Regions from separate parts of the Mus musculus genome. Here region 2 is linked to region 1. A link is a loop called in an ENCODE intact Hi-C map of the cell type or tissue named here. Cell type or tissue: gastrocnemius. All regions are shown on one strand. Each heading gives the region's core, and the rest is flanking DNA. Links, peaks and the distances in the headings are about the cores only. Region 1 holds the start of Frat2 (frequently rearranged in advanced T cell lymphomas 2). Region 2 has its middle 2.5 kb from the start of Rrp12.

Region 1 (2,916 bases), core at 281-2,780:
CGCAACCATATAAACTATCTCTGGGCAGACAGTGTGGGCAGTGGTCTCGCACGGTTTGCGCCGTCCCGCGCCCCTAAGTCTTCTAGCGAACGTCTCCCCCCACGGTCGCGCGCGGTGGTAGGAGCCGCGCGACGTCACCCATTGTTTACAAATCAACCCAAGCCGGCAGCGTTCCGGCTCCCGCGGCTCTAAGGCGCGCGGTACCTCTGCCCGGTGGTCCCGGCTTCCGCATCCCCAGGCTCGGCCCCCTCCTGGCCCGGCTTGGGCCTCCGCCGCGCTCCCGCCCCAGCCGCGGCTCGCCGAGCCCGCGGCCAACCGAGCTGCCAGCGACGCCCGCACAGCCGCGGGGGCCCGGGCGGGGGGCCATGCCTTGCCGGAGAGAGGAGGAGGAGGAAGCCGGCGACGAGGCAGAGGGGGAGGAGGACGACGACAGCTTCCTCCTGCTGCAGCAGTCGGTGACTCTGGGCGGCTCGACCGACGTGGATCGGCTCATCGTCCAGATCGGCGAGACGCTGCAGCTGGACACGGCGCACGATCGCCCGGCCTCGCCGTGTGCCGCCCCGGGTCCCCCACCCGCGCCTCCGCGGGTCCTGGCGGCGCTGTCGGCGGACAAGACCGGGACCCCAGCGAGGCGGCTGCTGCGGCCGACGGGGTCAGCAGAGACCGGGGACCCTGCGCCTCCGGGGGCCGTGCGCTGCGTGCTGGGGGAGCGCGGGCGTGTGCGGGGCCGATCGGCGCCCTACTGCGTTGCGGAGATCGCCCCGGGTGCCAGCGCGCTTCCCGGGCCGGGGCGGCGAGGGTGGCTCCCCGGCTCCGTGGCTTCTCACCGAATCCAGCAGCGGCGGTGGACAGCAGGCGGAGCGCGCGCGGCCGACGACGACCCGCACCGGCTCCTGCAGCAGCTCGTGCTCTCCGGAAACCTCATCAAGGAGGCGGTGCGCAGACTCCAGCGAGCGGTCGCCGCGGTTGCGGCCACGAGCCCCGCGAGCGCTCCGGGGTCCGGGGGTGGCCGAAGCGGACCGGACTCAGTCACTCTGCAGCCCTCGGGCGCCTGGCTCTGACAGGGGATCCCTGGAGGAGGAAGAGGACGCCGCTACGCTGATCCAACAGTGTCTTGCCCGGGACTGTGCGGAGCAGGAGCTGTCGTCCATCCCTCGGGCTACAGCCTCAAAGTTACCGGCCGCGAGAGGCTGTTAGAGAAAACGGACTCTACTGAGTAGCACCAGCAGCCGAGGACCTGGGATCTACCGGTTGAACTGTGGCAGCTACTTAATCCACTTGGACCTGACTTAGCCCTTATCGTGTGCTTGGATTGTTTATAGATGTGGCTCGCAGGGGCGGGAATCGGGAGGGCTTCTAACAATACTTGAAAAACCAATAGTAGATATGATCTCGTTATTTTCGGGTACAGAAGCTTTCTGAATATGGTGCTACAATTGCAGAGCAGAGCGGTTCTAGGGTGAAGAACATAAGTTGGCAGATTTATGTTGGTGGGTTGACAACGCTTGCTTTCCCCTGCTTAATTTGTGATTATGAAGGTTGGGGACCTGGTTGGTGAATTCTTGAAGGTGGGGAGAGATGAGTTTAAATGGGGACATGCAATTGATTCGACCTTGCCAACTTGAACTCAAGGTCAGGTTGGTAGAGTGGAGTGTTGTGGGATTCTTGGGAGCGCTCACCCCAGTGTCTTTTTCTGGAGCCAAGCACAGACCGGAGTGTCCCTTTGCCACCGCGTGGAGTCTCCCGAGGACACGGCCGACATGGCCATCCTTGTAGGAAGAGTTATTTGCGGTTTCTGTGCTTTGCTTTTCCAGAACTACTTCTGCTAGGCCACTCTTTGGCCATAGCTCCAGCTTTCTCAGAAATGGTCATAAGCAACCTCCTGATCTCCCTGCGGCCATTGTGTTTGTGGTGTGTGTGTGTGTGTGTGTGTGTGTGTGTGTGTAGGGGGGAAAGCAGTGGGCACACTTTTCTGCTCTTTTGACCCTCTGCAGAGTTGGAGGGCGCCTCTCCTGCTAAACCTGTCAGTTCTTGGTGAGTGACTGAAACTTTTTTAAAATGTGACTCCCAGAGGAGAAAATGCTGGCTTTTCCTCTTGTGAACCCCGAGGGGCACCTCAGGTGCCATCCCAAACTTTAAGGTAGCTAAACTTTTTTTTTTTTATGATTCAATGGCTCGGTCATCCTCCAGATGTGGCTGTTGATGTACACTTCGCAACGGAGTGTCTGAAATTGTGGTGGTCCTGATTTATAGGATTCATAATTAAAATGTCTGCTGAATAAATTTGGTTTTTGTTTTGAAAAAATGGTCTTTGTTTTTGTTTGGAGTTAAGAGGGGGAAGAAGACCTATGTGAGGTATCTGTACTTGGGGTAACTGGGGGGCTGGGGCTAGCGCTATGCTTTAGTTAACTCCTGGAGGCGGTATGTTTGAGTATCTCTGGCTGTATTTTCTTTCTTTCTTTTTTTTTTTTTTTTTGAGACAGGGTTTCTCTGTGTAGCCCTGGCTGTCCTGGAACTCACTTTGTAGACCAGGCTGGCCTCAAACTCAGAAATTCACCTGTCTCTGCCTCCCGAGTGCTGGGATTAAAGGCATGCGCCACTATGCCCGACTTGTATTTTCTTTTACACACATTCTGAGATAGGTTCTCAGTGGCCTAGAGCTCACTATGTGTAGGTCAATCAGGCTAGCCTCATACTCAGAGATTTTTCCCTATCTCTGCTTCCTGAGTTGCTGGGGTTACAGGATGAACGGTGTTCACTTCACCCAGCTATCTGCATTTGATACATTTACACATTGATTTGTTCAGTGTATGGAGGGTTCACATATGCATTAGGAAAGCCTATGAAAATCAGATGGCGATTGTGGCAGCTTCTCCCCTTCTACTTAGGCCCTAGACATCAAATTTGGGTAGTCTG
Region 2 (2,916 bases), core at 110-2,609, 52 kb before region 1:
AAATGTATAATAAATATACACAAATACGTATAACATATATGGGGGATTATTAGAATGGGTTACTGGCTGTGTCTCAGCCAGTCCAACGATGGCTATCTAACAGTGGAAGGTCCAAGGATCCAGTAGTTGAGTTCGCATGCAGCTGGATGTCTCAGCTGGTCTTCAGTTTACACCAGAATCCCAAGGATGTAGGTTCTGAAGCCAGTGAAGGACTGGACTGGCTAGCAGGGAAGAGGGAGCAAGCTTCCTCCGTCCACATCCTCTATATAGGCTGCCAGAAGAAGGCGTGGCCAAGATCCAAGCTGGATCTTCTTAAAAGATCTGGATTAATGGCGTGTCTTCTAACCTCAAGGATCCACAATGGGGGCCCAGTGGTGCTGGTGCACATTTTTAATCCGAGTACTCAGAAGGCAAGAACAGGCAGAGCTCTGTGAGTTCGAGGCCAGCCTGGTCTACAGAATGAGTTCAAGAACAGCCAGAACTATGCAGGGAAACCCTGCCTTAAAAATACAGAAAACAAACAAACAAACAAACAATAGGCAAAACAAAATAAAACCCCCCAAACCAAACAACCCAAAAGCCAAACCAAAACCAAAACCAAAACAAAGATCTAGATTAGAAGTGAATCTTCCCACTTCTAATTTGTTTTCTAAGAAGAAAATCCCTCACAGGTGTGCTTTAACCATTTGGGTTTTAGTTCATTCCAGAGGTAGTCAAGTTGACAGCCAAGAATAGCTATTACAGAGAATAAAGTGACTTGCTCAAGGTCACACAGCAAGTGGTGACAGGAGTCCTGGTTCAAACGGTTTAAGAGTAGTGATATCCTATGGGTGGTGTCTCGTGGCTTATGTGGTGTGAGGAATCCTGGACTTGATAGATCTTCCTGACGGAAGCCAGTTATAGAATTCACGGGTAGGGAAGTTGGTACTTCACCAAGATGTGATCCCTGCAGTGAGGGGCAGAGGCGTGCTTCTTGTGCACACAGTTTGGAGGTGAGGAGGTTTGTGTTGTTCACCAAAGAGCAAGAAGAGTGGGCCTGCAAAATTCTACTCTAGCCAACATTTCAGCCTTTCCATATGGGTATAGCCCAGGTTGCTTGAAATGCTCCCTCTTGTGGTGACAATGTGACTCTATGCTCATGCCAAGTACCGTGACCTGTTTTTTTGGAATTTTCCATGTTAATTTTAATTGTTAACTTGATAGGATTTATACTCACCTAGAAGACAAATTTCTGGTTGTAGTGTGTGTGTGTGTGTGTGTGTGTGTGTGTGTGTGTGTGTGTGTGTGTGTGTGGTGTGCCTAATGCCATTTCCAGAAATGTTTAACTGAAGGGGCACACCCACCCTGAATATGTGGACAGCAACATTCAATGGGCTAAGACTGGATAAGAAGAAAGCGAGTACCATCAGCCTCTGTCTGTCTGTCTGTCTGTCTGTCCCTGCTTCCTGAATGCAGGCACAATGTGCTCAACACACCTAGCACCTTGTCTTCCTTACCACAATGGACTGTTCCCTCAAACTGTAAGCCAAAACAAATTCTTCCTTCTTTAAATAGCTTTGTTGGGCATTTTGTCCCAGCAGTGAGAAAAGTCACTTAACGGACAGCCATTTTCATATTGACTCCAAATGATAGCTCAGTGGGTTTAGTATTGTATAGAGGGTAAAATATATATGAGCCGAACATTGAAGTGTACACCTGTAATTCAAGCCCTTCACATACACAGAGGCAGGAGGATTGCCATGAATCCAAAAGAAGAATGTGTTACATGGCAAGGGCTTGATTATCCCATCCCTTCCCTCTGCAATAAATAAATAAATAAATAAATAAATAAATAAATAGAAAAGAAGCAAACCAGAGTATGATGCTGGGCCATTGAGCCATCTCTTCAGCCCCTCTATTTTTTAAGATACATTCAGGTAAGTATATAATACACAACCATTACTTGGTGAATACATCTATGTAAACCCCTAAGATATTAGACTATAACTACATCTACTGTGCTTACTCTCAGCTGGTACCAGATTCCAATACTGGGGTCCTTTTGTTTTTTTAATTAATAGAATCATACAATACACATTTTTTTTTGTTTTTTTGTTTTTTTGAGACAGGGTTTCTCTGTATAGCCCTGGCTGTCCTGGAACTCACTCTGTAGACCAGGCTGGCCTTGAACTCAGAAATCCACCTGCCTCTGCATCCCCAGTGCTGGGATTAAAGGCGTGCGCCACCACTGCCTGGCTACATTCTTTTATGTCTGGAGTCTTCCATTTAATTTGAATCATACACGCACATAGCAGATCTCTGTGTATACTATGCAGAAGCTGCTGTTTAAAAATGATAAAATATTCCATTACATATCATTATATCACAGTGAATCTGACCTATTCTGTTGATGGGTGTTTGGTCACTTCTAGTTCTCAACTATCTCTTTTTTAGCAAGTAAGTAATCGTCTCTGTTGGGTGTATATATAGGAATGAATTGCTGGGTAGAGTGGACATATGTTTTATTAGATACTACTAGACCAAGCTAGATGTTAGGGCTCATGCCTGCAATCCCATCACTCACGAAGCAGAGGCAGAAGAATTGCTGTGAGTTTAAGGCCAACATAGGTCACACGAGACCTCAAAATACAAACAGGGAGCAGGGGCTGGAGAGATGAATTAACAACAGTGAAGAGTTCATGCTAGGGCTGGAGAGATGGCTCAGTGGTTAAGAGCAATGACTGCTCTTCCAGAGGTCCTGAGTTCAATTCCCAGCAACCACATGGTGGCTCACAACCATCTGTAATGGGATCGGATGCCTTCTTCTGGTGTGTCTGAAGACAGTGATAGTGTACTCACACACAGCTCTTGCAGAAGACCTGAGACAGGTTTCTCCTAGCACCCTCAGACAGCTCATAACTGCTCGTAATTCCAGCT

The links. Peaks named below come from ENCODE experiments on the same cell type or tissue, not always from the same donor. Only the 100,000 strongest peaks of a DNase experiment are listed, where the experiment ranks them.
Region 2: a loop joins it to region 1, with 2.2 times the contacts of the local background. A loop is called at or near these places in 4 of 42 quality-filtered maps.

The regions. Positions count from the first base shown.
Region 1 is chr19:41,845,361-41,848,276 of GRCm38, reverse strand. Frat2 (frequently rearranged in advanced T cell lymphomas 2) reads left to right here and starts at 145. Exons shown (of 1, transcript NM_177603.3): 1 at 145-2,305. The coding sequence starts at 366. The coding sequence ends at 1,061. In gastrocnemius, for the core only: CTCF peaks have their summits at 854 and 1,739; DNase peaks (open chromatin) are centred at 845 and 1,738; H3K4me3 peaks cover 2,500 bases; H3K27ac peaks cover 2,500 bases.
Region 2 is chr19:41,897,213-41,900,128 of GRCm38, reverse strand. No RefSeq gene overlaps it. Among named protein-coding and RNA genes, the nearest start is that of Rrp12, 2.5 kb to the right of the region's middle. In gastrocnemius, for the core only: a CTCF peak has its summit at 1,115 (motif pointing left); a DNase peak (open chromatin) is centred at 1,077.